Linked DNA regions of Mus musculus: all the other regions are linked to region 2. A link is a loop called in an ENCODE intact Hi-C map of the cell type or tissue named here. Cell type or tissue: gastrocnemius. All regions are shown on one strand. Region 1 holds the start of Tfrc (transferrin receptor). Region 2 overlaps Zdhhc19 (zinc finger, DHHC domain containing 19). Region 3 has its middle 7.0 kb from the start of Tnk2. Region 4 overlaps Tnk2 (tyrosine kinase, non-receptor, 2).

Region 1 (8,000 bases), 100 kb before region 2:
CAGCTACAGTGTACATACATATAATAAAAAAAAAAAAAATTGGGGGTATCATCTTGTACTCACTGGGTGAAGTCATGTTTTTGTTTTGTTTTTTACTGAACATTTTTTCAGATAGATGAAAGTACCTTACCAAGTTAGAGAATGCTGATCTGGCTTGATCCATCATTCTCAGCTGCTACAAGGGAGTACCTGATATTAAAACAGAGACCAATGCATCAGGTTACTGAAGGCTTACGATGGGATTGTCATTATATCAAACTTACTCCTAAATATAGTTACTTTTCTAGAAAAGCTCTGTAGTGCTTGAACCAGGATCTCACCAGAAAGTTCTGGCTGGCCATGAACTGAGATCCTACCATGTCAACTTCCCAGCACTGAGAACTATACCATAACCTGTCTCCTAGACATTAATTAAAATGTTTAATTTACTGATAACCAACTCAGTGATCCTTGACTGGATGCTGAATAGAGGTGGGATAGCAAAAAGAAAGCTACAAAGGATAAACCTGAGCCTTGAGACAAAGATATCTGAACATGGATAATGCTATTCCATGTTAGATTCAGAGTGTGATAATTTGTTCTTAGAAGTTGAATTAAGAATCATGATATCAATTGGGTAGTGACTGTGATGCCTTTAATCCTAGCACTTGGGAGGCAGGCAATTCCGAAGCCAGCCAGCTAGAGCTACAAAACAAATAAAAAACAAAACAAAACCCAAAGGATAGAGAAAACTAGTTAGAATATAAGTGTGTTTAATCAAAAGAAAAACTAGGATGGCAAGCCTTTCAGTTTTCTTAAGTTGTCCAAGCTGGCCATGTTCGTTCTGCCTCTTGCCTCCCAAGTACTAGAATAGAACAGCTAGTGGGCACCACTCTGTCCAAATAAATGCTTAAACTTAGTATCCAAAGACAAAGAAAAAAATCCAGAAACTAGGAGAATTAAGACTGTTATTTTACAAAACACTCAGGACTAGTTCTAAGGCCTATTCATTAGTATTTTTGAATCCCCATGCTTTAATGATTAAAGTCACATACCAGATCATACATGTTCTCAGAAGCCCAATCTCTTGTCCCTTCTGTTACAGTTTATCACTACCACCTCACCAGAAACAGACCCAATCGCTAGAGCCAGAACTAGAAGGCCCCACCCTGAGCCAATTTTAATCATATTCTAGGGGGAAAAAAACAGCTAACACATTAATGCTTGTCTGAAATAGCTATCCCTAAAATATTCTGCTTTCCCAAACAGGTCTCAAGTTGATATGATTAATAATAATACTAATAAAATGATTGAACAATTTTGAGCCTAAACAGGCTGTTGGTATTAATGTCTAAATTTGGCTTTATAACCCAATTACACCTTATTTTTCTAAGAAACAAGTTATTTCGATTTTAATTCATCGAACTAAAATTAAGAATAACAACAAAAAAAAAACCCCAACAATTCAGAACTGGGCAGTGGTGGCACATGCCTTTAATCTCAGCACTTAGGTGGGTGGATCTGAGTTTGAATTCAGCCTAGTCTAGAGCTACAAGGACAGCCAGGACTACACAGAGAAGCCCTGTGTAGAAGGGAAAGTTAAAAAAAAAGACATGAAATTTCCATTTAATCCCAACACTCAACTCTGCATTTGTGAACACCATAGTAGTTCCAAAGTAGCCAGTGTCAGAGCTAGTGACACACGCCTTTAATCCCAGCACTTGGGAAGCAGAGAATTTGTTTTCAAGGTCAACCTGGTCTACACAGTGATAACCTGACAAGATAAAATAAACCCAGTTATTCTTTAAGTCTTAACTGACTCATTTAAAATCTTACATATAGCAACATACCTATTTATATAGCTTTTTGAATTTTCAAATTGTCAAATCTATACTCTGCAAGCATGGCAAGACAAACCAGATAGAACAGCCTAACTGAGAGCTGTTGATGGGACATTTAAAAGTAAAACAATTCTCATTTGGTCCAAGATGTCACCAATGTCAACAATCTTTGCCAAGAGAAAGTTAATCTTGATTTCTCACTTTTACTTACACACCTTTGATGTTACCAAACATTAGGAAAACCATTCAATTCTAATAAAAATTAAGATACAACTAAGATAAAGACATAGTTCTTTTGATCTATGACCTTAACTTTGAGCTGGAAGCTGGAAGATAAGCAGATACTAGCCAGACTTTTCATTAAAAAATAAGCCATGCAATGGTTCTGACAAGCACATTTCATTTCAAATTCTGAGTTCACACAAAAGGAAGTTCCTTAATTGAGGGCCCGATCTAGATCCTCAAAATTAGTGCCGGCCCTGTTCTTTTAAGTCCTACTTCTTTACTACTGCAGTTGTAGCTCCCTGACCACCTATGAGATCCTTGACTTCTCTCCCAATCTTTATTTATTTATTTATATTTTGGTTTTTTGAGACAGGGTTTCTCTGTGTATCCCTGGCTGTCCTGGAACTCACTCTGTAGACCAGGCTGGCCTCGAACTCAAAAATCCACTTGCCTCTGCCTCCCAAGTGCTGGGATTAAAGGAATGGACCACGACTGCCCAGCTGTTGAGATGTTTTAAAGACAGGCTCTTACTCTTCAGCACTAGCTGACCTCAAACTCAGTGATCCACCTGCCTCTGCCTTACCCCCCAGTGCTGGGACCAAAGGTGTGTGGCACCATGCCCGACTGCAAAGGTTTTAGTTTTAAGAGCCTACTTTGCTGGGTGTGGTGGCACTTGCCTTTAATCTTATCACTCTCCAAACAGAAGCAGGTGGATCTGAGTTCAAGGCTACCCATGGATTCATAGGGGAGACCTTCTTTGGGAAATTGAAAAGGCAATAGGAAATAGGTAGCAGGTTTTCATTTCCATAGTTTTCTGAATAGCAACCAAAAGGTCAAAACCACTTGAGGTCACTGAAGTTTATTTTGTATAGCACTCATCTGGGAGAGAAGGAAATCACTTACACATAGTAGACCCAAGGCCTGAGGGTCGTTTAATTAACTTTCATTGTTGTCTAACCCAAATTTAGCCCATAATCTTGCCCTATTATAAATAAGCACATTGCCACAAGCATATAACTACTTAGCCTTAGGGTGGGGTTAGGCAGACAGATCTAACCAGTCAACACAGGCCAGGTTCACAGCCACCATTCCTTGACAACATCCTCTCTCAAAGTAAAAAGTATTATGCTCTCTATATAAAAAACAGCTGATATTGGATTCCTGTATAAAGCAGTTTATTATAATCCTTAACAGAAAATAAATGCAAGTGGACCCACACAAGCTAAATCCCGTTTTCTTTGTAGATAACATCCTGAATCAGCTTAAATGTCTTTGTCAAAGAGGTCATATTTCACAGCTCAGAGCCAACTCATCTAATCTTAGAATAAAAGTATCAGGTAGCCGAGAATTTCTGTAACACAACTATTTCCCACTTAAATCCTATTTAAAAAAAAATAGCACAGAATAGCCGAGAATTTCTGTAACACAACTATTTCCCACTTAAATCCTATTTTAAAAAAATAGCACAGAAACTGAACAGCAATCCAGTCCAGTCTTCTGCCTAAGTATAAGGAGATCATTTCATTTTACGCTCGGGACAAAGTGTGCTAACTGAAAAATTTGCAAATGCAGTTTTCTTACCCTCAAACACCATTTTAGAGAGCTGTCCAACACCAGGGTGCACGCTGGTTCTCTACAGCTAGTTCTAAAAGAGCTCGTACAAAGAGGTCGTATTTCTACGTTCTCCCATCTTAGGAGATGCTAGAGACGTTCTTAGTATTACCTGCAGCGTTCAGACCTATTCTGCCCTAGAAAAATGAGATTCCACACGCTGGGCCAAGAGGGAGAGACTGGCAAAAAAACCGACCAGGTGGTGCCGAAGTTCCAACGTGCAGTTATTGGAAGCTCCCCCCGCCCCTCTAAATGTCCGTGACACTAGTAACCGAATAGAAAACAGCTTTGTCCTTTTCAGCTGTGACGCCCTCCTGCGAGGGGCCCCAAGGTCACCCACGTACCCCGACAGCCGTTCCCTGGGGCGACTTCCTCCAGCCGCCACCACGTGCTCCCGGCGGAACAAGCCTGCGCCTCAGCGTGGTGACTCTCGAACCCGCGGCCTAGCACTGGCCTGCGAAGGCCCGGAGGACCCGAGGGGCGCAGGGTACAGCGGCTCCCCACACCCACCGCGCTGCACCTGCAACCCGCGCTCCTCAGCCCCGGACTCCGCGACACCCCTCCGCCTCCCCGCCCGCACCACCCAGGCCCTGGCGTCTCGCTCTGGTCCGCCCGCCACGCGAGGACCACGATGGGCCGTGCCGCTGACAAGGGAGTCACTCACTAGGAAGCGCCTCTACAGTCCGCAATGCAGCAGCCCGCGCTCCGCACGCCTTCTGAAGGCAGCGCTGCCTCCCACCCAAAGCTTATAGCTCGGCCCCACCCCCCGGCCGGCCCTCTGGATCTACGTCACTTCCTTCCGCACGTACACCTACCGAGGTGCTCCCCCAAGACCGCTGGAGGCGAACTGCGCGCGCAGCCAGTGCGTGCGCGGAGTAGCCTAGAAAAGGCGCCAAGGCGGCAGGTGTCGGGAGAGCGCGTGCGATTGGCTGCGGCTCGCTTTCTCCACCGCACCCCTCCCCCGCCGTGTCTTTGGAGTTGGCCTGTCGCCCTCCGCCTAACCTTGACCGACACCCAACCCTGCGGTGCAAGTTCGAAAGTATCAGCCTTTACTCTTTAAAATATTCCTACTTGCAGGCTTAGGTCTCCGCCAAAACCATATCCTAAAGACGAGTTTTTGCAGCTCAGAGATGCTTTAAAGGAAAAACTTTAAAGCAAAACTGCAAATCTTTTTTTTTTTTTTTTTTAGATTTTAACAAGCAGCGCTTAAGCCAAGCAAAGAGCTACCAGTGCTCACTATGTTCAGCCTATGGAAGGGAAATAGGAACCAATGATTTACTAGGGTGATAAAGTTGTAGATTAACTTGCATGTTTATCGCCATTATTGCTTTTAGAGGGTTGTTGCAATGCATAGCAAATAAAAGGAGTTCTGTTAAAACTGCAAACGTTCACACTCTTTTCTTCCTATCTGTACTTTACTGCCCAGCCTGTGGTAAATTTACAAATAACAAAGAGAGTGGTATCTTAAACCACAACAGGACTACAGATAGCGCGCTCCCAGATGGAGCCCTTAGGGACCCTGGGAATGTCTTTTAAAGTACTAATCTACTTCCCAGCCACGAATTTGACCTTTGGCTTATCTGCTCTAAAATTCAACGCGTATTTGGGATTTACTAACTGCTGGTCCCTTTAGACCCTTCTTTGTCCAAATTGTACTACTCCAGAAAATATATATAAAGCCAGAGCACACAGCCATTGAGAGATCTCTGAAATTCAGACCATAAGCAGGTCTTGGTGGCACAGGCCTTAATTCCAGTGAAAGGCAGAGCAGGCATATCTCTTGAGTTCAGGCCAGCCTGGTCTACATAGAGAGTTCCAGAACAACCAGGGCTACAAAAAGAAACCCTGTCTAAAAACAATAAAACAAAAAACAAAAAAGGAAGAGGAAGAGGAAGAAGAGGGGGTAAGGAAGAGGAGGAGGGAGAGGGGGATGGGAGAGAAGAGGAAGAGGAAGGGGAAGAGGAAGAGGAAGAAGAAAAAAAAAAGAAGAAATAATGATTCCGGCTATAGACTGAGTCCCTGTAAGAGAAGCACAGAAGCACACAGCAGTGTTTGGTACCCCCATAGCTCAGAATTTGGAGCAGAAAGATGGGTGACTTCCAGGCCAGCTTAGGCTGTACAGCAAGAACCTCCATCTCAAAAAACAAATGAAAACAATGATGGCAGTTTGAAGTGAAGGTCTTTCTGTTTCACTTAAATTTTTTATTCTATTTTTAGTGTGTGTGTGTGTGTGTGTGTGTGTGTGGTTATGAACCTGGGTGCTCATGAAGTCAGAGGACAATGTTTGGGAGTTGGTTGCCTCCCATCTTGTGCAGGATCAAACATAGGTATTTACTGGGCCATCTTATGGCAAAAAAAAAAAAAAAAATTTTTTTTCTTAAAGACTGGGTCTCGGGGAGATGGGAGAGGAAGTTTGTGGAGGGGAAACTGGGAAAGAGGATAACATTTGAAATGTAAATAAATAAAATATCCAATAAGAAGAAAGAAAGGGAGAGAGAGAGAGAGGGAGGGGGAGAGGGAGACTTGATCTCATGTAGCCCAGGCTGGTCTAATCCTCCAGTCTCCATCTCCAAAGTGCTGGGAGTACAAGCCTATGCTACTACACCCAGGATGCTAAAGAAGGAGCCCGGGGCATCCTGGGTGGTAGGCAAGCTCTCTACTAACTGAGCTGCACCAAGCCTGGGGTGAAAATTTGATACCTTTGTGAAAATAAATAAATAAATAAATAAATAAATGGTTTAGGAAATGCAATTGAATACTATTTGTTTCTATGGAATTGCAAGTAGTAGTTTTATACTAACTAACAGAAATTATAAAGTCAACATCAAAGAGAATGCCAATATTTTTCTTTTCACACTTGATCTTAGCCAAAAGGCCGAGAAGTGGTAATAATTTTCTTTTCATGCATTATCGAGTGATAGTGGACTCGATATGATTAACTCCCCCACTAACCCCTTTTGCCGGGAGGTTTGCAGGCTCCCCCTCCTCTGCAACCTCAAGAAAATGAATGGTAATTTGTCTTCCTTTGTTGCAGAGCTTGTATATAACAGAATAGAAAAGAAACCATTTCTTTTGCCTCCTATTCTATACATTCACCTATTTTGTCATGGATTGTCATTTCTTGTTAGCATGACAACCAAAGTGAGCGTTTTCTCTTCTACTCCAGGAGGCTCAGTAGTTTACAGGATTGAAATGAAACATGCTTGGTTAGCTTTTAATGCCATCTCTGTGAGCCTGGTCTACATAGTGGACACCAGGACATCCAGAACCACTTAGTGAGGCCATGCCGGTGGGGGCAGGGTGGGGGTGGGGGCCACATGAAACATAGTTTGGATAACTTTTATTTAAACTACCCATTTTCAGAAGTCAATCTTCCGCAGACTGCTTTTCAAAATAAAAACCAACAAAAGGATTCTTCCAGTTCCACCAAAAGGTGCACAGGCGCACTATCATATGCACTAGAGTTCTCACTATCATATGCACTAGAGTTCTCACTATCATATGCACTAGAGTTCTCACTATCATATGCACTAGAGTTCTCACTATCATATGCACTAGCGTTCTCACAAAACCAGGCTGGGTGGTTCTCACCTTTAATGGAAGCACACTGGAGGAAGAGGTAGACAGATCACTGGGAGTTGGTGTCCTGGAACTCACTCTGTAGACCAAGTTGACCTCCTACTCAGAGATCCTCTGCCTTCCCTGTGCTGGGATCAAAGGCATGTGCCACCACTGCCAGGCTAAGACTCTCTCTAAAAAAACAAAACAACGAAAACAAAAAGGATGGGCAGGCCGTGGTGTCTCATGCCTTTAGTCCCAGCACTTGGGAGGTAGAGGCAGGTGGATCTCTGTGAGTTTGAGGTCAAACTGGTCTGCAAAGTGAGTTCCAGGACATCCAGAGCTACACAGAGGAACCCTGTCTTCAAAACCCAAAAGTGTCTATAATGCAAATGTGTATAAAAAGGTGCAAGTGTATATGTGGTGTGATCGAGTGTGTTTTCATGTGTGTGTCTAGTTACACAAGCACATGTGTGCATATGGGTGGGAAGGCCAGGGATTATCCACTCTCCAATTGATTTCCCGTAGAACCTGGAGCTAGGTCTTTCCAATAGTCTAGCTAGTCACTTTGCCTTGGGAACTCTATCTCGGCTTCCAAGCGCTGGGATTACAGATGGGATACCAGGTCTCACCCAGCTTTTATGTAGGTTCTAGGGATCTGAACTCCAGTTCTGACATCTGAATGGACAAGAGCCTTATCCACTGAGCCGTCTCCCCAACCCTCTGGCTTCTGTCTAACTGGACCTCATTCCTACATCCCTGTCCCCTTTCTCTTCCCAGACTTAG
Region 2 (8,000 bases):
GAACAGCACCGTGAGTATAGCTCCTGAGGTCAGCATTGGGATCCTGCTGGCTGAGGTCAAGCAGCTAAGTCCTTAGGCCCTTCCTGGTTTACAGGCCAAGACCTGGTCCAGCTTTCTTAGCACAGGGCATGGAAAAGGGCACAAGGCAGACGACACCTGGAGACTGCCAAGGCTAGCCTTTCCTGAGCTGTACCGACTCCAAGGGAAACCCTCCCTGAAGCCCTCATCCTCTGTTTCCTTCTCCCTGAGGAACAAGGGAGGTGGTTAGATGGCCCATAGGGTCCCCACCCTCACCAATTTGGAATCTCTCATTCCCATAGCAAAATAAAACTGCCCCAGTCAGAAAGCAGTTAGCAACGGCTGGCCTGCAGAAGCCCCCCCCTCCCCCCAGGCAGAAAGAAGCAGACAAAGGCTCCCTGTACAGAGTCTGCCTTCAGCCCTCCTGTGCTGCACCAGATCCTACAGCTTCCACGAATCACAATTATACCTTCTTACTTGAAAGTCCTTCATTGACTTTGAGTTCCTGGAAGTTTTCATCCAGGAAAAGCAGGGGCGGGGCGGGGCGGGGCGGGGTGGGGGTGAGGGTGGGAGTAGTCAAAGGGATGGAGAACTGAAGAGCAGCTTGTGGAAGAATGGGACAGGAAAGAGGACGGAAGGAAGAGGAAAGAAAAGGAAGGGAGAGGGAGTAGAGAGGAGAGCGGAGAGGTGAGAGGAGGTGAGGCTGAAGATGGAGGCCGGGGCACAGAGAAACAGGAGCCAGGAATAACAAGTGGTGTTTGACTTCCTTCAGCCTGAGGTGTCATGAACACAAGCTGAAGCTGATTGCTTAACTGAAGTGCACAGCCATGGCCCCAAGGCCACGATACTGCTCGGCAGGGGAGTCCCAGCTTTTACAACCGAGTCTACACACACTCCTTTGGCTGGGAGACACCCCACCGGTTGATTTTCTGTAAAACAAACTTCCCCTTGAAACAGCACCTTTCCCCCATCACTGCTCGGCCCCAAAGGATCCGACTCTAAACGGGGCAGCAGCGGACTCTGCCATTACAGTGACTAGCATTATGAAGTCCTAAGCAGGCCACACAATGCAGCCCGGCCTCATGCAGCCCTTGGGTCACCCTCAGTGATGCCTACCATTGACTAAGCAGCCTCTGGCCAGTGCTGGAGTCTGACTCTGCCTGGTCAATGCCTGTGACAGTGCTGTGACTTGTGACCGCTCACCTTGCTTCCTAGAGAAGCCCGTAGTCTTCACGCTAAAGACCGTGTCATGGGAAAGGGCCTGGAGGGGGTTGGCTTTCCCACTTAGCATGGCCAGGGGAAGTCACTGCTTTGTTGAATGTTGTTTTCCTCCTCGTCTCTAAACCAAGAATAGCAACTTAGCAGGGTTGGTGTGAAGATGAAAGGAAATATTATAAATAACTTCGCATAGGCTGGACCCAATGGGGGTTAGTAAAGGTTTGTCACCAGGAATAGGGCTTCATCCCCAGGCTGCATCTGTTTGCTAAGAACTAAAGACACACAATCCCCAGATAAGGTCTCTTAGGGGCCTGACACTAGACCCAGGTGCCCATGAGGTGACTAGCAAGGACCCATACCCATGCATCTGAGGTGTGAGGAACCTGTGCCCTATGAAGTGTGAGGAGCCTGGCCCTGACGGGCTCTGTAGTAGTCTCCTCTGCCCCATCATTCTTGCCCTGCCCCACCCTCAGCCACTGCAGGGCCCCCCTTGGGTGGAGTGGTTAAGGCAGAGCAGGGCGGGTGAGCCAGAGGCAGTAGGGACCATTATCGGGAGGCCCAGGATGCAGAGGGCTTCTGCAGCCTCCTTATCAGCTCCCTGACTGCTGAGGCATTGGCTTATCTGAGCCTAGGGTAAGAGAGCTGAGCTCTGCAGCTACTGCGCTGGCTCCCCTGCTGGGGCAGCTGAGAGTAGAAACCAGAAAGCCACCAGGCTGCCTGCCATTTCTGCCAGGAGGTTATCTTAGCCAGCCACTTCCCCCAGTAGCCCCCAAACCCTGTCTGAAACTGATGGTGGTAGCTTGTCTTTGACCCTCACCCTCAAAGTCAAAGCCTGTGACTCTTTGTGAGGTAAATGACTCTGTGGGGACTGCTGGGCTGAGCCAAGTGACTTCTGTCAAACATACTAGTTGGCAGCAGGTCTGGTTAGTCAGTCACTCAAGACTTGTCCTGCCCTGTAAGTCCCTACCTCCCAGAAGGCTGTGTGGATGACTCGAGATAATTTTGGCTCTAGGACCTAGCTGGCTGGGATCCCACAGAGGGGCTCCGGCTCCAAGTTGGCACATGGTCCTTCTTGGCTTTGACCCTTCCTCTGAGGGAGGCAGGGCATGCTGGGCATGCGGACAGCAGGCCCCCTCCTGGGGCTCTGATAACAGCTCTCACCTTATCTGTCAGCCAAAGACTGGGCGGGGTAAGTCTGAGAAGCAAAGGTAGGTTCTGCAAAAAGGGGCAGAGGAGAAAGTGGGAGCAGAGCAACTGAAGCCCTGCCAGCCTCGCCTGAGATCTAGGGAAGGACAAAGGGCCCTCGGAGAAGGGGTGGGCTAGGCCCCTCCTAGAGCTGTAGAAATTCTCAATTGGGAAGAACAAAGAAACCTAGAATCTTTACCCCAGAGCAGGAGCGATTGCCTTTGAAGAACTCAGAGCCTCTTGAGAATCAGAAGAAAATTACAACCTTGTCCTGCTGGGTAACTGAGGCCTTAAGGAGTCAGGGAAGATAACAACATGCTTGAGCCTCTGAAGGCCCCTTGCCTGAGGCTGGGTGAGTTCCCTGCAAACCTGGAGCCTAGGAGCCAATAAGTACAATCCCAGGCCACGTGGGGCTGAAGACAGCCAGCCTCCCTAAAGCCTCCAAGTGGGCCAGGTACCCCTTCAGAGCCAGGAAGTTGCAGGATTTAATCCAAGTCTTGGCCCAGGCTCCTGGACCCCTCTATTTCTCTGACCCAGGCCCAGGCTACCTGGGGAGCTCTCCTTTGGGGGAAGAGGAAGTCCCCTGACTGCCCTTTTCCTGAAGCTGGGATGTTCCCTTCTGCACACACCTGGAGAGTCACACCCAGAGGTAGACACACTTAGTGGTTCAAAAATACCAATCCTGTCCTCGCTGCCATGTAACACAGAGCTATTTTAGCCCCACAGTTAAATGTGCTCCCATAATAACCCAGAATGTGCTCCCCAGAATCTTCTAGAAGGGCCAAGCTGGGTTGAGACTTTTTGTATTTTTTTTAAGACAGGGTCGATATAGTCCTGGCTGTCCTGGAACTCACTTTGTAGATCAGGCTGGACTCAAACTCCCTGCCTCTGCCTCCTGAGTGCTGGGATTAAAGTCATGTGACACCACACCTGGCCTGGGCTAACTTTTCGTACGTCAAAGACGCATATCCAAAACTCCACCTAGAAAAGTCGAGCAAGGGTAAAAGTAGAGAAAAGCCCCCAAGCCCTCTCTCAAGAAGCTCTTGGTGTTGAAAAAATGAGCTAGCCAGTAACCCAGAGGGTCAGAAGCAGAGCAGATGAGTTTGACAGATTTGACAGGAATGGGCCTGGGCCTCTAGGGACAGTGAGTGGGCTGGGGCCTGGGGGCTGGGAACGGGGCTGATAAGGGAATAAAGCTGACTTGTGGCTTGGCTTTATAAAGAGTTGGAGAGATGACTGTACTACAAAGGCCACACACCGTGGCCACTAATAAAGTCAGAGCTTAATGTGCTCCTCCGGGCACCCCCAGGAATCTAAAGACACACGGGACCTTGGGTCATACCAGGGACAGGTTGGAGTATGGGGGTACGTAAAAAATGAGATGAGGATGCAGGATAGATGCAGGCTTAGCATGAGGCTGAGCATCCCTCGTTTATCCAGTTCTCTTAGAGTGGCCACTGGAAGGGTACCCACACCTAGCCTGATGGCCTTCCAACCCAACAGGGTCCCCGTGCCACAGTGCAAAAGGTCAAGTGCGTCTTGCACGTTCCCCGGGCAGTTGGCGCCCTCTTCAGCCAGATAGAGGCACTGCAAGGTGGATACCCAGTGCAGCCATGACTGGTGGTTTTCCTTCGCATCATCACCAGCCCTTATCAGAGAGACTGCAGGGGTTTTTTGTTTTTGTTTTTGTTTTGGAGACAGGGTTCCTCTGTATAGCCCAGGCTATCCTTGAACTCACTCTGTAGACCAGACTAGCCTCGAACTCAGAAATCCGCCTGCCTTTGCCTCCCAGGAAGACTGCAGTTAATACTGTTGGTCCATCATAAGAGAACCTTTAGTGTCCTGCCCAAGATCATGGAACCAAGCAGTGATAAACCCTGAATTTGGGTCTCCGGGAACCTGGCTCACTCATGCCCAGAAATCTGTCTTCACGACCCTTCAACAGGCCAGACACCCTTATCAGAAATCAACAATTAATATTTAATGAGGATGGGTAGGTCCCAAGTGGACCACAAGGATTCAGACTCAGAGGCGGAAGGAAGTTCAGGTGGTCCTGGCTCTGTGTGCACTGGGGAGAGTCTCATCTAGGGGTCTCCAGCGGCAGGTTCAGCCGTGGGTTGGCGTGGACCTAAACACAGAGTGAGCACATGCAGGCTCCCTCCAGGGTCCCCAGCTCCACCCCACCCCCCATCTCCTCCTTGTTTGAGCCAAGGGTGACCAGCACTTCAAAGGTCTCGGGATTGGAAGGGAATCTGTGATGATTTGCCCCCACCCCCATGTATACCTTATGTTCCACCACCGTGCATTTCAATGAAATTAAACTGTATGCAACATTTTTGACTAAATGAAGGTGCATTCTTCAAAAACAGTATAAACTGTAGGCTAATCTCCGTCCCCATTAACAGCTAGCTCAGACCTAGTGACTGGCCCAGGGCCCAAACCAAGTTGGGAATGAGGTCTTTTCTCTCTCTGTGTGTGTGTGTGTCTGTCTGTCTGTCTGTCTGTGCATTCTAGAGCCACTCCCTTTCAAGGTCCCTCCAGATTCAAGCTCCCCTCCACCAAGCTCTGAGCACCCCAGCTTCAGGGCCAGCCCCACCTCCTGGGGACTTTTCCACAGATGCAGGCAGCCTTCGCATCTCTTGGAGAGCTGCAGCCTCTCCACTCCCTGGGGGCCCCTTCCCTGGAACGCGCCGAGGTTGGTGCTGGGGCCCCGGAGGACCTGGCCTACAGTGTTTAGGACGACGTGGTGGTGAGGGCTTTGTCTTCTCTTGGATCCATGCTGTCCCCACTGGTCTTTGCAGACAGACAACTTCAGACATGTAACTGAAGAAGTGACCGGGCCAGGTACAAGGAGTCAATGCCCTTCTTAGCCAGGACCTCATCTTCCCTCTCAGTCTGGGGACTCATCCCAGGGGTCAGCCCTGCCCAGAGCTAGGCCAGCCTCTTCTGGCTGCAGCTCCCTCACCCCCTCAATCTTGTATCTTGAGGCAAAAGTCAACCGAAAGGCCCCCAATGGTCCCGGGGTTGGGGGGAAGAGGGGCTGGGTGCTGAGGGGAAGAGTGCAAGGTCTGGGGGCTGGGATAAGAGGGCACTAAACCATCCCTAGGGCCCGCCATTCCGTTGTCTGATTTCCCAACTCACTTGGGACCCAGTGGTGCAAACATTGCCAGATACCAGTTCTTGGCAAAGCCCTGGTCAAAAGGGTTGTATTCCGGATGGTACCTGCACTGGAAGGGTATGGGGAGGAGAAGAGAATGTCAGAACTGGCCAGTAAGTCACAGCAGCGACATGCCCTCAGCCAGTCAGCTCAGGCCCAGCTGGAGTGGGCTGGTCAGTCTGCAAAGAGAGAGAAGGGAGCTGGAGAGCGGCCTGGGCTCTGGCTTTCCTGGGTTCCAGGAGAAGCACCTTTCTGAGCAGCTCTGCCAGGGCTGCTGCTGACACTGTGCCTGCCTCTCTCCTCTCTTGCCCTCTCGGGGCTCCCTGTCACCTGTGTGCCCCTATGTAGGATCCTTGCTTTCTATGGGCCACAAAAACTCTCCTCTGACCTCCCTGACCGCTGTTCAGACCCTCCTGCTGTTTATTCAGATTCTGTTTTAGCCACTCAGCCCCTCCACAGACAGTCCCACCACCCAGCCACCATGTCTTGGCTTTCCCACTGCTCATTTTTCCTTTCTGAATGTTTGTCTTCATTGAATTTCACCATCTTGAAGGGTTATGATTGGGTTTCACCATCTTCATTCGAATCAGATTTTCCCAGCCAGAGTCACATGGCCTGGGAAAACCTGTCCCAATGTCGATGTCATAGCAGAGGTCACGTTCAAAGTTCAAGCCCTCCCTTGATCTCTTCCTTTTTGTTTGTTTGTCTTGAGACAGAATCTCACTCGGTAGCCTAAACTTCCCTAGAACTTACTTTTGTTGCCCAGGCTAGCCCTTTAACTTTCAGTGACCCTCAGTGCTGCAGTTAAAGAGAACCCCACTGTGCCAGCACCCATTGATGCTTTCTTCCTCCTCTCTCTCTTTCTCTCTCTCTCTCTCTCTCCCCCTTTCTTTCCTCTCTTTCTTTCCTTTCTTTCTTTCTCTCTCTCTCTCTCTCTCTCTCTCTCTCTCTCTCTCTTTCTTTCTTTCTTTCTTTCTTTCTTTCTTTCTTAAGACAGGGTTTCTCTGTGTAGCCCTGGTGTCCTGAAACTCACTTTGTAGACCAGGCTGGCCTCAAACTCACAGGGATCTTCTGGCCTCTGCTTTTTGAGTGCTGGGATTAAGGGAATGCCCCAGCACCATCCAGCCTCCTGGACACTCTTACTTAGGGTCTCCTCTCCCCTCTCCACTGTCCCTTCCCACTCATCCTGAGACCCACCCACCCCCACTCCTCCTGCAGGTCAAGCCTCACCCCAACTTAGAGAGCCTTAGTCACAATGAAAAGTGACCCAACATCATCTATGCCTGCTTCCAAATGATCTGTGCCCCATGATCCTCTCATCAAGACTTTGATCTTCAGCACAGCATCAGACAGAAGGCAGGACCACATTCAGGACTGTCCTGGAATATCCTGCCATGGCCCAAAAACTATATCAACCATTGTGCTATGCCCACCTCCTTCAAGCTGTCTGCGGCAATTTAGAGAAACAAGTAGCTCCCTAGGAATTCTGTTTAGAAAGAGTTGATACAATTGACAGACCTTTAAAAGTTCCATGGGAAACAATCAGCTATATGTATAGGAAGTATAGAAAACTGTTGATTTCTATGATATAGAAATGCTTAATTCATAAGACCCAACAAGTCAATCTGAGTATATTCCTTTACCCAAAGGGGCATGCCCTCTCAGACACAGAGAGAATCCAGTAGCTGTGAAGTGCTCCCATAGACTCTCATGAAGTGCTCCTATAGCCTCTCACTGGCTACAGACTTGGAGCTCCTGTTCCAATTCTGTGTCTCAAATATCTTCACACTCTCCAGGACCCAAACAAAGCGTCATCTTATTCTGCTCTCTGCCCAACTGTGCCCCCCGCCCCCGCTCTCCTTTTCCACTATTATGCCGAATCATTGGTTTGTTAGAGTTTTCTAGTGCTTGGAAGTAATGCCAGGGCCCTGTGTTCTCTTTAAGCCATGTGCTCTACCACTGAGCCGAAGCCCCAGATCTAGATAGTTCTGCGTCTCCAACTGTCCCAGGCACTGCAGTGGGCACTGTGGGCACAGTGTAAGCAACACGGCCGGCTTAGCTTTCTCTGCTCTGTGAGCAGCTGTGAGGCAGTGTCCTGAACACTGAGGGGTGTGGCCAGGGCAGCACAGAGAAAGGGGAGCAATCCAGTAAAGCAAGTCCTTTGGCCTCCCTGGCCCCATGGCTGCCACCCGAGGAGCCACAGCCAAAAATGCTGTTGCATGTAGTTCATAGAGTGCAGAGCGGGAAGTGTCCATTACTTTGGACACTCGCTGAAAGGAGGGTCACTGTGGTGCTGAGGAAGGGCTAGGGCTGAAATAGGTCCAGAAAGTAAGAAAGCAGCTGGTGGACACAGCCACCACCTGCAGGAAGGGGCACCCAGGAGAGGTTTCAGCAGGTGGAGTGGAGGCTTATGACATTAACT
Region 3 (8,000 bases), 130 kb before region 2:
TGGAAACAGAGTGTGCCAACCTGCTCCAGGGTGGTGTTGGTGGCTCCCTAAAGAATATCCACTGTGAGACAGTTGCCCTGCGGGGTGAGCAAGAAGCCAAAGCAGGGGTGTCAGGCATCCTGCCTCTCACCTGCAGACGATATTCAGCCAAGACTCAGGACGCTATGGAATCATTCCAATGGGGTTTGAGTGTTTTTGTTCCTTGCCAACACCCGCCCCCCCCCGCCCCTACCCTTGCTGTGGCTGCCTCTGTCCGTCCCCATCCCCACCCCCCCACCTCCCCACCCCCACCCCCACCCCACTAAGCCCCGTTTGCTTTTTTTTTTTTTTTTTGAGTTTTTCGAGACAGGGTTTCTCTGTGTATCCCTGACTGTCCTGGAACTCACTTAGTAGACCAGGCTGGCCTCGAACTCAGAAATCTGCCTGCCTCTGCCTCCGAAGTGCTGGAATTAAAGGCGTGCGCCACCACGCCCAGCTCCCCGTTTACTTTTTTTGACTAGAGCAAAGTTCTACAACAACTACTGTAGCTTACCACCCAGAGATTAATTAAATCCAGTGTATATTAGTTCGGCTTTTTTTTTTTAAAGATTTTATTTATTATATCTAAGTACACTGTAGCTGTCTTCAGATACACCAGAAGAGGGCGTCAGATCTCATTACGGATGGTTGTGAGCCACCATGTGGTTGCTGGGATTTGAACTCAGGGCCTTTGGAAGAGCAGCCAGTGCTCTTAACCTCTGAGCCATTTCTCCAGCCCCTCCCCCTTTAAAAAAAATCAAATGACAGTTAAAATACCAAAACAGAACTTGTTTCTACTTTGGATTTAAAATACAAAATGTGCAGTGGTGGCACATGTTTTTAATCCCAGCACTCCAGAGGCAGAGGCAGAGGCAGAGGCAGAGGCAGAGGCAGAGGCAGAGGCAGAGGCAGAGGCAGAGGCAGAGGCAGAGGCAGAGGCAGAGGCAGAGGCAGAGGCAGAGGCAGAGGCAGAGGCAGAGGCAGAGGCAGAGGCAGAGGCAGAGGCAGAGGCAGAGGCAGAGGCAGATCTCTGTGTTTGAGGCTGGAATGATCTCCAGGGCAGCCACGGTGACACACAGAGAAATCCTGTCTCGAAAAACCGAAATGACAACAATAAAAAATTATAATAAATCTAAATAATTCAAAATGTACAAAAATGGATCCAGAGAAGTTCAAAAGCTTGAATTTTTCTGAAGGCTATTCACATCCGGGTCCTGGAACCTATCCAGCTCCCTCGGTGCCTTCCTCAAGATGTTGTTTAATAAGGGAAGATTTACTAACCTTCCAGCATGCCTTCTACATTCATGGCTTATTTTTGACCTCCTGACGCTTTCCTTTCCCCACCCCAGGAGACAATAAACTCCACCACAACAGGAATTTTTGTGCTATGCACACGCACTTGGACTACTGCCTAACACAACTCAGACGCCAAGAATGTCTGTGGAATGGATGAGTGTATCAGAGGTAGTGAGCATATTGTTTTTCTGACATTATGGATTCAGTGTGTGTGTGTGTGTGTGTGTGTGTGTGTGTGTTCTGCACTTTGGTGTAAGATCCATTGCCTTCTGTAGGCCACAGTGAAAAACTTCAGACAGCCCCTGCCATGACATGGATAATCCTACAACTAAGAGCAAATGAAATGTACATATACTGGGCCAGCAACTCTCAATGACATGGGCATCTTGTGGAGAGGTGGGTTTGGATTCAGCCAGTTGAAAGAGAATATGAGGCCTTACATTTTCACCATACTTTCAGGTAGGTCCATGAAAAAATGCATTTTTTATGTTTAATTCTCTTAGATTTATTTATTTTATGTGCACAAGGGTTTTGCCCTGTGTATGTGTATGCACCACATTTGTGCCCAATGCCTGAGAAGGTCAAAGAGGGTGTTGGATCCCTTTAAACTGAATTTCTTTTTAAAGATTTATTATTTATCTATTATATGTAAGTACACTGTCGCTGTCTTCAGACACACCAAAAGAGGGCATCCCATTTCATTACAGATGGTTTTGAGTTACCATATGGTTGCTGGGATTTGAACTCAGGACCACCGGAAGAGCAGTCAGTGCTCTTAACTGCTGAGCCATCTCTCCAGCCCTTTAAACTGAATTTATGGATGGTTGTGGACTGGGAACTGAACTTGAGTCCTGCCTAAGAGCAACAAATACTCTTACTGCTGAGCCATTTTTCCAGCTCATATCATGGAAAAAAAACCCACAAATTTACTGATAGACAGGCCCACACTAGCATTATTAAATTGGTACATCTGAGATTGAACTCAACGTCTCACGTCTACGGCTTCTTTGTACGTGTGTGTGTGTGTGTGTGTGTGCACAATTTTACATACATGGAGGTCAAAGGTCAACATGTGAACTTGGCTCTCTCACTTTATCATATACGTTCGGGAAGTTGTGGGTTCCCCAAGCGTTGCCTCTGTTCCCAGAGCTGTCTTGCCGTCCTTCTCTGCAGCTTTTAAAAGCTCCCCAGGTGGTTCCAGCATGTTACCAGAAATGGACGGTGCTTGCTGAAAGTGAGTAGAGAGACCAGATATTGATGTCTTTATACCCTGGGCCTGGAACAAGTATTAACTGAGGTCACTGGGAACTGAGATGCTGGTATCAGAGAGAAAATATTGGACAAAGCAAAGGCTGTGGAGTCAGGAAGGGGATTGGGAGGTGAAGGGAGGAACTCTGAAGGTTCCATATTTATGGGAACATCCGCGAACCCATGTCATGCCCTTTCAGAACCAAGAGCAGCCTGTGTCTTCATCTATCACTAGGTCAGGGCTCTCGGGAGAGCTGCTCAGCAGGTCCTGTTCACACGCCCCTGGGCCATTCAGTTTTCAAAACCTTACTAGGGCATAGAGAGGATTGGTTTGCTGCCAGTGTCTCCCACATGCCTGCCTCCTCTGCCGCGCTGGATTAAGAGCCAGAAGAGCCACTGAGGTCAGCAGCGCCTATACTGTTAAAGTACCATGGAGTCCTGAGTCCCGGCGCCCCCTGGTGGACATCTAGAGTAAGGATAGTGTTCTTCCAGCTGTCTAGCTGCATTTCAGCACTTATCAGTCATTATCATGGTCAGGAGGTCCGGATGTAGTTTAGCCTAACATACAGTCTCCAGCACTGAAAAAGCTGGGTGTGATGAGCCCTGCCTGTAATCCCAGCACTTGGGAGGTAGAGGCAGGAGGGTAAATTTAAGGTCATGTTCTGCTACACAGGGAGTTGGAGGTCAGCAAAACTACAGGAGATAATTGTTTCAAAAAACAAAACTTCTGGAAATCCAAGATTAACTAATCGTGCCAAGAACTGTCCTTAGAGCTTCATGGACTCTCAAACCCTTGGAGCCCCGCTTTCTGCGAACCCCACTCAGTGGCGGTCAGCACTCACCTAGTGCTGAGGTTTTAGGGGTTCGATTGGTTTTTGTTTTGTTTTTCTCACCTGTGTACCTGCAGCTCCTCTCTTTGCTCAACTTTCCTCAATTATTTTTTTTAAGATTTAGTTATTTATTATATATAAGTACACTGTAGCTCTCTTTAGACACACCAGAAGAAGACATCGGATCCCATTACAGATGGTTGTGAGCCACCATGTGGTTGCTGGGAATTGAACTCAGGACCTCTGGAAGAACAGTCAGTGCTCTTAACCACTGAGCCATCTCTCCAGCCCAACTTTCCTCAATTATAATGAAGACACTAACCAACCCTTTGCTGCGTTTCTCCTTCTGCCCCAGTGATGCCCATCCCGGGCCACCCATTCTTGCAGTCTCTTTTGGCTCCTCTGGATAATTTAGTAAGCTCTGCTCTGACACTCTATTACACCTGAGCTAATTAGGTGCACACATGTTACTCTCCCTGCACCCCTGGATGCCCTCCTGGTACCAGCATTCAGCTGACTGCCAGGCATTTCCGTTTGGTCACATGAACCTGAGGCGTGAACAATATCCCAAATGCAAATCCAGCATCGTACCCCACCCCTGTCTCTCTCACTGAACCAGAAACCAGACCCTGGGTCTTCTTATTTGTTTTGTGTTTGAGACAGGGTCTTACTATGTAGTTCTGGCTGTCCTGGAACTCACAGAGATCCACCTGCCTCTGCATTCTGAGTGCTGGGATTAAAGGTATGTGCCACCAGTCTGGTTCTTGGCAGCTTCTTTCCCCCTTCCGTGCGCTACAGCAGCTTCCGTTCCTCAGGGCTCCAGCCTCTAACTTCACTTCTTTGGCTTCAGTCCACCCAGAGAAACAGGAGTCCCAAGCCCTTGCCTCCTCTCCAGTAGTTTTCATTCAAATGGTAATTACACACCTTTGAAATGCCAGATGTGACAGGAAGAGAAGCCTTCACCAGCCCAGCCAGCCTGGTCCTCAGATCCTCTCTCAGAGGAATTACAAGAGATAACAGCTGCCTTAGCTACACCCCTGAACGATGTCATTAAGGTGAGTGTTCTTTAGATGACCCTGCTGACTCTGGACCTCCCTGTTAATTGCTGTTAATCTTCCTAAACCTCAATTTCATCACATCCCTCTCTTGCTTCTTAGGGCTGCTCCCTGGTAATCCCAAACAGGGTAAGACCCATGGGATTGACTCATGACAGTAACAGAGTGGGAAATCAGGTACCCAGGGGTCAACAGGGTGACAATAGAAGCCAAGGCAGGTCTGTGAGTTAACCTCTAGTCACGGCAATTGGCATGTCAGAAACCAGGGAGGTGGGGTTGGAGAGATGGCTCAACGGTTAAGAGCCTTGACTGCTCTTCCAGAGGTCCTGAGTGCAATTCCTAGCAACCACATGGTGGCTCACAACCATCTGTAATGAGATCTGATGCCTTCTGGTGTGTCTGAAGACAGCAACAGTGTACTCATATACATAAAATAAATCAATAATAAAAAGAAAGAAAGAAAGAAAGAAAGAAAGAAAGAAAGAAAGAAAGAAAGAAAAATGAAGGAAGGAAGGAAGGAAGGAAGGAAGGAAGGAAGGAAGGAAGGAAGGAAGGAAGGAATAAAGAAACCGGGGAGGTGAATCCCCAAGAGTGAGGGCGCTGACCTATGTATCACTTCTGTGAGAACAACCATGTGCCTAACAAGCCAGCAAGTTCCTGGAATGTTACTTTATTCATCTGTTGTGGTTTGAATAAAAATGGCCCCCATGGGTCCCCACAGGGAATGGCACTATTAGGAGGTATGCCCTTGTTAGAGTAGCTGTGGTCTTGTTGGAGGAAGTGTGTCACTAGGGATGGGCTTTGAGAGTTCAGAAGCTCAAGACAGACCTAGTCTTCCTGCTACCCACCAGTCCAGATGTAGAACTTTCCACTCCTTCTCCAGCATGCTGTCGGCCTGCCTGTTGCCATACTTCCCTCCATGATGATAATGGTCCTCCAAAACTGTAAGCCAGTCCCAATTAAATGCTTTCCTTTCCAAGAGTCATTTTGGTCATGGTGTCTCATCACAGCAATAACTAAGACACCATCCAAGACACCTTAGTAGCAGTGGCTTCAGAGGAACACCACCTGGGCAATCAGGACATGCACTCAGGTTTGGAAGGCTGTCCGCAGGGTAAACTGAGGCAGGCCACCTGCAGCAGCTCGGATGAAAAGATAAGGTGCCCTGTGTTTTGTCTGCTTATTGGTTGGTTACTAATTGTTTATTGAAAGCAGTGGAAGAGTCCATGGGGCCAAGAATGCCAGTCCTAAGGTTCCATCAATAAAAGTAACAGTGCCACCGGGCATGGTGGCACGCGCCTTTAATCCCAGCACTCGGGAGGCAGAGGCAGACAGATTTCTGAGTTTGAGGCCAACCTGGTCTACAGAGTGAGTTCCAGGACAGCCAGGGCTATACAGAGAAACCCTGTCTTGAAAAACCAAAAAAGAAAAAAGAAAAAAAAAGAAAAGAAAAGAAACAATGCCAACTTCTTTGGTGCTTTTCATATTCAAAAGAAAAAGTAGCCATCACCCTAGGCTGGTAAATTGGACTCTTTCAGGCTGAGGGAAGAAGTTACTTCCCAGGTAGAGACAGTATGTATACTCAGAGATGCGGTATGGAGTAGACAAAGCCTTCCAGTTTGCACAGGTTCTTGCTGGCGAGACCCAGGCCTAGTGGCAGCATGCCCAAGTGGGTCCAAGAGCAAGCTGGGAATTTGGGCCCCTGCCCAACCATTCATCAATCAAAAACAAGGCTGGGCCCTACCCTCTTCACCCCCTCCCAGAGGTCTCCAGCTCACCAGTAGGTGGAGTGTGAGCATGAATACAAGCTCAGTGCTGTGAAGTACAGGTGACCCAAACACAGGCAAGTGACTCTGCTGTGGCCAAGCTGTGGATGGAGGTTTCCAGGAGGAAATAACCAATCCCATGGACTAACTTCGGGCTACATGGCAAGCAAAACCTATACTGGGCACAGTCGCACTTCTGTGTGTCCAAATTTTCTTGTCTAGCATTGCTTTATTTATATGTTTGCTTGCTTGTTTATGTACTTATTTATTTGAGATAATAGTATCTCTCTTCCTAGTCCTAGATGTCCTGAGCTCACAGAGACTCTCCTGACTCTGCACCCCCCCTTCCCGCCCCAAGTGCTGGAATTAAAGCCATCTTTTTCATATTGTTTTACAAATCTATTTCTTTTTTCTCAGATTTATTTTTATTATGTATGTGAGTACACTGTAGCTATCTTCAGACACCAGAAGAGGGCATCAGATCCCATTACAGATGGTTGTAAGCCACAATGTGGTGGCTGGGAATTGAACTCAGGACCTCTGGAAGAGCAGTCAGTGCTCTTAACCGCTGAGCCAGCTCTCCAGCCTTGCAAATCTGTTTTCATCGTGTGTGTCCCTACCAAGTTGAGAAATGAGCAATGCATCCCCTAGAATTGGAGTTAACTGGTGTCTGTGAGCTGCCTCACTTGGCAGCTGGGAGCCAAACCCTGGTCCTCTGCAAGAACAATGAGCACTAACTGCTGAGCCATCTTTCTAGCCTCTGGTTGTCTTGCATTTTTTAATTTTAATTTTTTAAATGCACCGAGTTTGGTTTCAAAAAACCAACCAGCAAATAGACTCTCATGCCACTCTTCAGCTCATTGGTTCCCAGAGGCCAGATGCTTAGACACCAAAATCCTTTCTTGGCACCAATAGTGAGGCGGTTTCTCTTTTTTATAATAATAATAATAATTTCAGTGATATCTCATAGGAGTGCAAGAGAGGCGTGCCACTGAGTCACGTTTGCTACATAAAAGAGGAACAGAAGACAGACAGGAGGGAGAGGGAGGGAACTCTGTCTCCTGAGCTGATTGGACAACTAGTCTAGTCCTCCATAAAGCCCATCCCTGCGGGTGGCTCGAGTGACTTGAACTAACCCTGTGGTGTAGAGTGCCACCCCAGTTTGTCTGTGATCTCAGCCACTTTCCTGCAGGCAGTTTGAACTCCTGCTTGTTGGCAAACACCAGAGGAACAGCATCTCAGAGGCTACCCTTGGCCAGGATTCTCATGAGCTCCTCCTGGACCTCCATCACACTGCTCTCTGCCATTGTTGTCAACTGCCAAGGTCAAACCTCGAGTACTCTGGAAGCTGGACCTCATCTTGAGCTCACCTGGATCCCACACCGTGAGGATAATTTGTTGTTGTTTTGTTTTGTTTTTTGAGACAGGGTTTCTCTGTGTAGCCCTGGCTGTCCTGGAACTCACTCTGTAGACCAGGCTGGCCTTGAACTCAGAAATCCACCTGCCTCTGCCTCCTGCGTGCTGGGATTAAAGGCATGTGCCACCAAGCCCAGCTGCATGAGGATAATATTGCTGAACTCAGTAGCCTCCATGGGAACCCATTGACAGGAACGGTGGTCACTATTTCAACCAGCTTCGGTTTAGTACAGAACTGTTGTATTTCATGCAGTATCCGGGCCTACCATGAGAAGGCACATTTTGTTTTGCCAAAATGGCCCATGAAGTTTGCAAAGATATTCCCCATGCTCATGGATAAGTGGAAGTGGCATTAAGAGAGACCTCAGAAG
Region 4 (8,000 bases), 170 kb before region 2:
ACTGCAGTCAAGAGCACCAGCATGATTCAGCACCCTGAGTGTTTCTGCGGGCTGTTTTTAAATAGTGTCAAGTCCCATAAGCAGACCTTGAACTTGGTTCTGGCTTCAATGCCTGAGTGCCTCCCTTCCCTGCCTGGTAGCACTATGCCTCCCTCCAATGTCTTTAACGAATCCCAGCTGTCCATTTACTTTCCGTGATTTATCTTGCTTCCTAAAGCTTATATCATCTGTAGGATTCAAAGGAGCTTCCTGGATCTAGTTGCTTCCTAAAAGTCAGCAAGAGATTAGTAATCTTACATTTAAAAAGATCCACAGATATTAATAGGTAATTCACAGAGAAAGGGAACATGAGAGAGTTTACTTGTTCCTTGTTATTGGGGGGGCTGTGTGTGTGTGTGTGTGTGTGTGTGTGTGTGTGGACACATGTGAAGTTAGAGGACTGACTTTTGGGATTCTGTTCTCTCCTTCCACCATGGGTTCCACGACTCAAAATCAGGTTACCAGGCCTGCACAGTAAACGCCTTCAACCACGGAGTCATCTACTTGGCCGCCCTTTTCTGTTTGTTTTTGAGACAGGCTCTTATGATGAAACCCAGCCCCGGGTTGACCTGGGACCTACGCCGATCCTCCTGCTTTGGCTTCCGGAATGCTGAGATTACAGACAGGCACCGGCACTCCTGGCCTCAGCTTACTTTTTATTTACTTATTTTACAGTGGTGCTGAGGGTTCGAATCCAGGTTCCATGCCTGTGCAGAGCACTGTTCCCACTGCAACATCTCGTCTAGCTCAAATTACTTTAAAAAATGTGTTTGTGTGTCTATTTTGCTTACACATAAGTATATGCACTGCATGTGTGTGTGGTGATCACAGTGGTCAGGCATCAGATCCCCTGCAAATGGAATTACAGCTGGTTGTGAGCTGCCACGTAGGTGGCCTCAAGAGCAGTAAATACTTCTAACCCCTGGGCCATCTCTCCAGTCCCACAACTTACTTTTTGAGAAGTCTACTTACTCTGGAGAGGCATGCAAACGGAAAACTCCCACCACGATCTGCCACCAGGCAGTCTGGGTAGGGCCAGGGAGCTGCTTACGACGCGGCCACAACTCTCACTGCTGGTGGAACCACTGAACAATCTCACAGTCTCCATCACGGCCCTGGAGCTCACTACCCACAACGCCTCATCCAGTCTCGCCAGTGAGAACATTGCACACACCCAGATTACTGCCACAGTGGCTGTAACTGCTAAGGATGGCCAAGAACCAAACCAACCAAAATTCTAAGGAAGTTTCCAAAAATTATCTGTTTAAAAAAAGGAGAACAGAAAGACACATGCTCCACTATGTTCATAGCAGCCTTATTTATAATAGCCAGAAGCTGGAAAGAACCCAGATGTCCCTCAACAGAGGAATGGATACAGAAAATGTGGTACATTTACACAATGGAGTACTACTCAGCTATTAAAAAGAATGAATTTATGAAATTCCTAGGCAAATGGATGGACCTGGAGGGCATCATCCTGAGTGAGGTAACCTAATCACAAAAGAACTCACATGATATGCACTCACTGATAAGGGGATTAGCCCAGAAACTTAGAATACCCAAGATATAAGATACAATTTGCAAAACACATGAAACTCAAGAACTAAGACCAAAGTGTGGACACTTTGCCCCTTCTTAGAATTGGGAACAAAACACCCATGGAAGACAAAGACACCCATACAGAGACAAAGTTTGGAGCTGAGACGAAAGGATGGACCATCTAGAGACTGCCATACCCGGGGATCCATCCCATAATCAGCCTCCAAATGCTAACACCATTGCATACACCAGCAAGAGTTTGCTGAAAGGACCCTGATATAGCTGTCTCTTGTGAGGCAAGTGCCTGGCAAACACAGAAGTGGATACTCACAGTCAGCTATTGGATGGACCACAGGGCCCTCAATGGAGGAGCTAGAGAAAGTACCCAAGGAGCTAAAGGGGTCTGCAACCCTATAAGTGGAACAATAATATGAACTAACCAGTACCCCCGGAGCTTGTGTCTCTAGCTGCATATGTAGCAGAAGATGGCCTAGTCGGCCATCATTGGGAAGAGAGGCCCCTTGGTCGTGCAAACTTTATATGCCTCAGTACAGGGGAACGCCAGGGCCAAGAAGTGGGAGTGGGTGGATAGGGGAGTGGGGGAAAGGTATGGGGGACTTTTGGGATAGCATTAGAAATGTAAATGAAGAAAATACCTAATTAAAAAAAGGGGGGGGGGAACGCACAGGAACCTTTGATAAGGGCAGAGAGGATGAGGGAAGTGGGCAGCTGAGGTGGACGCCCTGCTGTGTACTCTCTGTACCTTCTGAATTCAGAATCACTTAAATACATTATTCAGAGAAACAAAATACAAATGGCTGTACCTACTGAAGCCCTGGGTGACGTCTGCTTCTGGTCCAGCTCCAACTGACTGAGCTACTAGACTGTCTCCTGAAATGTGTCCTGCACTACAGAAGCCCGCAGAGACTGTGACAGTTCCAGACCATGAAGCAAGTTAGGACAGCTCTGTAAGGGTACAGGCATAGGATGTTTTGGGTCTGCACTTCTTTCCTCTGCCTATAGGTGGTGATAAACAGCTTTCTCTGGACAGCAGCACTCTGTTGAGATTGGAGGGCACAACCCAAGAAACAGGCGGGCACGCGAGAGTAACATAAAATAGAAACAAGCTTTATTTCTCTGGAAGAAGCAGATATCCATAGCTGGGGCCACGACTTTGGCAACAGAGGCTGATGGGAACACATCAGATAGCAACAGGGGAGGAACAGGTCAAACAGGAAAGTACTGGTGCCACTGGGGTCTCCTTCCACATCCGGGGCCTTGGGCCCTGGTCCCTGCCAGAGAAGATCCTGGCACCTTTTCTGTTTCTGAGCCACTTCAGGCTGTTTATAGGTACAAGTTCCTAAGACCAGCCAAGCCCACAAGTTCACAGTGAAGCTACAGGTCACATTCTGTCCAACACTCCACACTCCTACAGGGGTTCCCTGGGAAGGGGCCTAGCCCTGAGGAGGGCCTGTTGGTTGCTGGCTCGCCCTGCTGTGTGGCCAACACATCCTTCTTGTCCATGTCAAGCCTGGCTTCCTGTCAGTCTAATCCCCCAGAGGAAAGCCTGGGGCACACTCTAGCCACCAGCCCAGCCTTGATCTGGAGCCAGAGGCAGGCCACACAGAGCCTGCCAGGCAGCTTCCTGTCTTGCCTTCACAAGGCTGGGAACGTCCCACCTCTTGGGGCACTGAGGGCTGAACCAAGGTGTGCAGAACAGCGCTGGGTGGGTGAGCGAGGTGGGCAAGGTGAGGCTCCCAGCCTCCTGCTGCCTGGGTCTCACTGTCCCCTGGGAGCCGCAGGCAGTTGTGGGTCCTTCGGGCCTGAGGCAGGGCAGCTCCCCCACCCTTGTCCCACAGACAGGTTCAAGAGGTTCTTTTAGGGCAGACCACTGCTCTCCAGTCAACCATCAGCGTCTGAAAGACAGGAAATAACCCAAAAGCTCATCCATCAACAAGAGAACGGGAGCTAGTTAAACAGCTAACCAGAAATCCAAGGTCACCAGAGGGAGTTACTGCCTTTAGACATCACGCAAAGTATTAAAAAAATAGTTTTAGGCGGTAATTCCAGAACTTTCTAAAGTATCTTTTTTGATAAACTATGACTATTGTGTGCTGGAGTATCTAAGGTCAGGAAGTTTCTCAGGATATAAATTAGGGACAACCACCAGCAGAGGGCACTACAGCTTAGTAAAGGGTGTCGCTGCTTGCTGAGGGCCACACTATGTTTGCTTCTGACTAGTGCCCAAGCTTGCAGCACAGGCTGGCGGACCCCCACCCCCACCCCCCAAGGGCCACGCTTGCTTCCTGAGAGGATCCTGACCTCAACCCTGCCTGCCTCACCACTTCTGGGTTTGATAAATGTTTCAATTAATATTAATCTGTATGCTTTATTTTGTAAGTGTGCACATACATAAACTTTTAGTAAAAATGTAATAAGATTTTCTTTGGATGTTTCTTCTTTCAAAAGTATTATATATAAAGAAAGGTGTGTGTGTGGGGGGGTGAGAGTGAGCATTTGTGTTTGAACACAGGCATGCATGTGCCACAGAAGTATGCAGAGATCAGAGGAAACTTTTTTTTTTTTTTTGGTTTTTCGAGACAGGGTTTCTCTGTGTAGCCCTGGCTGTCCTGGAACTCACTTTGTAGACCAGGCTGGCCTCGAACTCAGAAATCTGCCTGCCTCTGCCTCCCGAGTGCTGGGATTAAAGGCATGAGCCACCACGCCTGGCTCAGAGGGAACTTTCTTGAGACCAGGTCTGTTGTTTTTCTGCTACTGTACGCCAGGCTAGCTGCCCTTAAACCTGTCTGTCTCCAGTCTCTCCCGTAAGAGCAGTGGGATTACAAAGGCTCAAGCTATGCATCCGGCTTTTACATGGGTTGTGGGGATTCGAAATCAGGCTCTCATGCTTGTATCCCATTGGCTGAGCCACCATTCTTCTCCCCAGCACCAACTGTCACTTTAAATATAATAGAGGTTAAAAAAAAAATTCCGTCTATGTATGTGTATATATAGGCTTAGGAAATCAGGACTAAAATGCTGCTCTGTGAAGCACCTGGGCAGCTGGAGAGGAGCCAGAGATGCCAGCCTCCTTCACCCAAGGGCTCCGGTTGCCTCTCTCATTCATCAACTCATGAGAAAGCCCAAGCGTCTATAGGAGGGTTCTTTCCCAGACAAACGGCCTGCCTCTGGGGCCCTGTACCTGCCCTCTCTACCAGCTGAGGACTCCCTGGGGACATGTGGCCTTTCAGAGGTAAGTAGGCTTTCCCATAGTAGTAGCAGACTTCTTGGGAGACAGAGGTGGGGCACAGTCTCACTCACTTGTGATGAGCAGGGCCACAGGAGCCCAGAAGGTGACAGCCGGCTTGCTCTAGGTTCCAGTCGAACATCTCTAGGACCTTGTGGCACTCCACCCGTGGCCGAAGACCCAGCCCAAAGAGCTGCTCCACCTGAGGGGCAGAGGTGATGTTGCCATGAGACACACTGGCGCCAAGGGTACCAGAACAGAATGGGGCACGGGACTCAGAGCCAGAGGGTAGGGTCAGGTAGAGCAGAACCAGCTTTGAGGGCCCCTGAATGCCAGGGCAGGCAGGAAGTGATGGTACCTTCAGATACTGGGCAGCCCTCTGAACACTCCAGCTGTGGCTCTGCAGGGCCGCCTGGCACTCCTCTGTGGTCACCCCATGCACCATGGCCTGCAGCTGGGCACACCCACCCATCAGCACCACTCGGGCCCATTCCTCTGGGTCCCTCAGACCCCTGCCCTGCACCCTGAAGAGGGCCTGGCACTCACCATCTGGACCTTGTCTGCTGGCCGAGCAGCCTCTTGCCCGTCCCCTGGGCAGCCCCTCTGTGGCAGCCGAGCCGTGGCCCTCAGGGATGGTGGCCGTGCCCCTGGGTTGCTGTTATTGGTGGAGAAGTTGGCCTTTGGGTCTGGGGCGGCCTGAGGCATAGGTCTGACGGTGGCAGTGGGGGCAGCAGGGGCTGGAGTACTGGGCGGGGGCAACAGCGGGGGCACAGGCAGGGCGGCCGGCTCTTCCGGGCTCTGGGCCTCCCGCAGGAAGCGCTGATAGCGTTCCAGGTAAGGAGGGCGCTCAGGCAGCAGGTAGTAATGAGTGCTGCTGACCTTCCTGCCATCGCGGACAATGGGCAGGATGCAGGGGCCTGCCCGTGGGCCAGGAGCCTGGATCACTTGTGGAGTGGCATACTTAGGGTCTGAGGCAAAGCTTTGAGTGGTGGGCATGGTCTTTCCAGGTGAGCTAGAGAGCCGATGCGGTAGTGGAGAGCTGCCAGGTGGCACTAGGGGGCTTGGGGTCCTTGAACCTTGAGGAGACAGAGGTTCCCGGGGAGGCACTCGGGGGGGCGAGGCAGGTCCAGGCCACCGGCTTGTCTCTTCCTCACCCGAGGGAGCTGGAGATAGCTCCACACGTGGACGCGTGGGCCGAGGGGGAATAGGTACCCGGGGTGGCACCTGGGGCTTGTCATCACCTCCTGGGGTCGGGGAGGGGGTCAGCTGGCCAGTGGGGACCTGTAGCTGCCGCATACACTCCTGCTGCAGTGCCTGGAAAATCTCTGCAGTCTGCACTGAGCTGGGCGGCTTGCCTCCGCCCTGGGGTGGAAGGAACAGGTTATCCTCCAGGGCAGGGGGCATCTGCGCCTGCTCAGGTACAAAGGCGTAATTGGTCTCGCCTTGGCTAGGCCCAGCAGGGAGGCCTGCACCTACTAGCGTGCTGTTGATGGAGCAGACCTCAAAGTCATCCTCATCCTGGGCCACGTCGTCATAGGCAGGGGGCGGGGGCAGCGGACGCGCGTCCCAGTCTACCACAGGGGTGGGGTGTAAAGGTCGTGGCAGTGCCCGTGTGGGGCTCTGTGGTGGTGTCTTGTCCAGCAAGGAGCAGGCATCCATGGCCAACTGTGCCAAGGAGGGTGCACAGGGCCGAGGGGTTGGGACCACAGGCTCCTCACCGAAGTCGATGAGTGTGACCTCACCCCCACTGCTGCGGTCTGCCTTGGTGCCTGGCACTCGGGCTGAGGGCTTTGCCAGCCACAGCCCTCGAGGCAGGGCTGGCTTCCTCAGGCCAAGCCTCTTGAAGTCGCTGGACAGGGGGTCTGGGTCCTCACTCACAGGGTCGTATGTTGGCTCTGTGATAAAAAGGGGGACCCCAACAGGGAGATGGTGTCAGATATGAATGGGGAAGAGGGGAGGTAAAAGTGTGGAGAAAGAAAGCCAAGTGTCTCCCCAACTACTGTCAACTCCCCTAGCCAAGTGCCCCCCACCCCAACCGTGCCATGCAAGGCCCCTCCAGGTAGCCCTGCTGCCCAGAGCACACCTGACCTTACTCAAACAGGACAGAACCTTCTCTGCAGAACTTCAGGCCTCAGTGTGGGCTGGAAAGACCCGCAGTTCTGTCTAAGCTAGAGCAGGCAACACGCCATGTATACCCGTCTCTGAGTTCGTTGCTAACACAAGAGTCCTGCTCTTTGCCCCGGTGAGTAATCTCTCTCTCCCCACCCGTACTGCAGCACACATTTACATCCCCACCCGTACTGCAGCACACATTTACAGCAGAAACGGGCCAACGGGAGCCTTCCTCAGAGGACTGAGCTCCCGATGGCTACCACAGCTACCACCGCATCCCAAACCTCGCCCTCTGCCTCTGCAGTGTGAGGCTGGCCAAGGGACAGCAGAGCAGGAGGAAGCCAGGCTTTGAGGGCAAAGATGAGGGAGGAAGGCATGCCGGGCCAGTCCAGCAGCTAGAGCTCACAGCACACACCCGCTTCCCCTTGCACACAGCCTCCCGCCAGGGCTCTGTACCTTCCAGGAGAGGAGAGAGAAGAGAGAGGGGGTGGGGGCAGGGGCCAAGGCATCCTGAACAGCCCCACTTACTCTGAGTGAAGATGGCAGGCTGAGGTGGGCGAGGTGGAGGCTCCCCTGTAAGAAAGGCCATGCGGACAGGGGAGGCAGAAAAGAAGGATGGCCAAGCAAGGCAGAGGTGAGGTGGGGAGATCAGAGCCAGACAGAGGGAAGGGTTTAGATAGAGAAAGGAGGGAGGAAGGGAGGGAGGGAAGGAGGTAAAAGGTGAGAGATGGAGCGAGCAGGAGATCAAAAGAAAAGAAGAGGGGAAGAGAGAGACAGAGATGGAGAGAAAGAGGGAAAGAGAGAGAAAGGGAGAGAGGGAGGGAGAGAGAGAGATGAACAGGAGTGAGAAAATGCGCGACCCAACGGAAGATGGGAGGAATGGGGAGGCGGACGGAACAACTGTGTTCCAGAATGACAGGCACGGGATCTGGGAGGGGGTGGGGCTCCCGGCTGAGACGGAACCCGAAGAGGGGGTACAGCGTGACTGGGGGCAGTAAGGAAAGCCAGGATCTGAAGAGCCTGGTGAGGAGGGAGGGAGGAAGAGGAAGCTGGGGCTGCAGAG

What was found. Hi-C counts contacts between places; a loop is a spot of excess contacts. Peaks named below come from ENCODE experiments on the same cell type or tissue, not always from the same donor. Only the 100,000 strongest peaks of a DNase experiment are listed, where the experiment ranks them.
Region 1: it touches region 2 in a loop (4-fold over the local background); 38 of 42 quality-filtered maps call a loop at or near these places.
Region 3: it touches region 2 in a loop (4-fold over the local background); 11 of 42 quality-filtered maps call a loop at or near these places.
Region 4: it touches region 2 in a loop (6-fold over the local background); 32 of 42 quality-filtered maps call a loop at or near these places.

What each region holds. Positions count from the first base shown.
Region 1 is chr16:32,605,357-32,613,356 of GRCm38, reverse strand. Tfrc (transferrin receptor) reads right to left here and starts at 4,461. Exons shown (of 19, transcript NM_011638.4): 1 at 4,321-4,461; 2 at 131-189. The coding sequence starts at 166. In gastrocnemius, a CTCF peak has its summit at 3,655; DNase peaks (open chromatin) are centred at 2,646 and 4,500; H3K4me3 peaks cover 3,809 bases; H3K27ac peaks cover 3,684 bases.
Region 2 is chr16:32,503,595-32,511,594 of GRCm38, reverse strand. It overlaps Zdhhc19 (zinc finger, DHHC domain containing 19), which reads right to left. Exons shown (of 9, transcript NM_199309.2): 7 at 5,563-5,648; 8 at 5,018-5,244; 9 at 4,381-4,549. The coding sequence ends at 4,506. Among named protein-coding and RNA genes, the nearest start is that of Zdhhc19, 11 kb to the right of the region's middle. In gastrocnemius, CTCF peaks have their summits at 1,921 and 3,990 (motif pointing left); DNase peaks (open chromatin) are centred at 2,283, 2,909, 3,568, 3,987 and 1 more place; H3K27ac peaks cover 1,810 bases.
Region 3 is chr16:32,633,681-32,641,680 of GRCm38, reverse strand. No RefSeq gene overlaps it. Among named protein-coding and RNA genes, the nearest start is that of Tnk2, 7.0 kb to the left of the region's middle. In gastrocnemius, CTCF peaks have their summits at 3,024 (motif pointing left) and 6,214; DNase peaks (open chromatin) are centred at 1,314, 2,999 and 6,142; H3K27ac peaks cover 248 bases.
Region 4 is chr16:32,678,179-32,686,178 of GRCm38, reverse strand. Tnk2 (tyrosine kinase, non-receptor, 2) reads right to left here. Exons shown (of 16, transcript NM_016788.3): 12 at 7,466-7,510; 13 at 5,372-6,720; 14 at 5,184-5,279; 15 at 4,900-5,027; 16 at 2,686-3,494. The coding sequence ends at 3,488. Among named protein-coding and RNA genes, the nearest start is that of Tnk2os, 14 kb to the right of the region's middle. In gastrocnemius, CTCF peaks have their summits at 2,597 and 3,732 (motif pointing right); DNase peaks (open chromatin) are centred at 3,779, 4,709, 5,483, 5,958 and 2 more places; H3K27ac peaks cover 1,957 bases.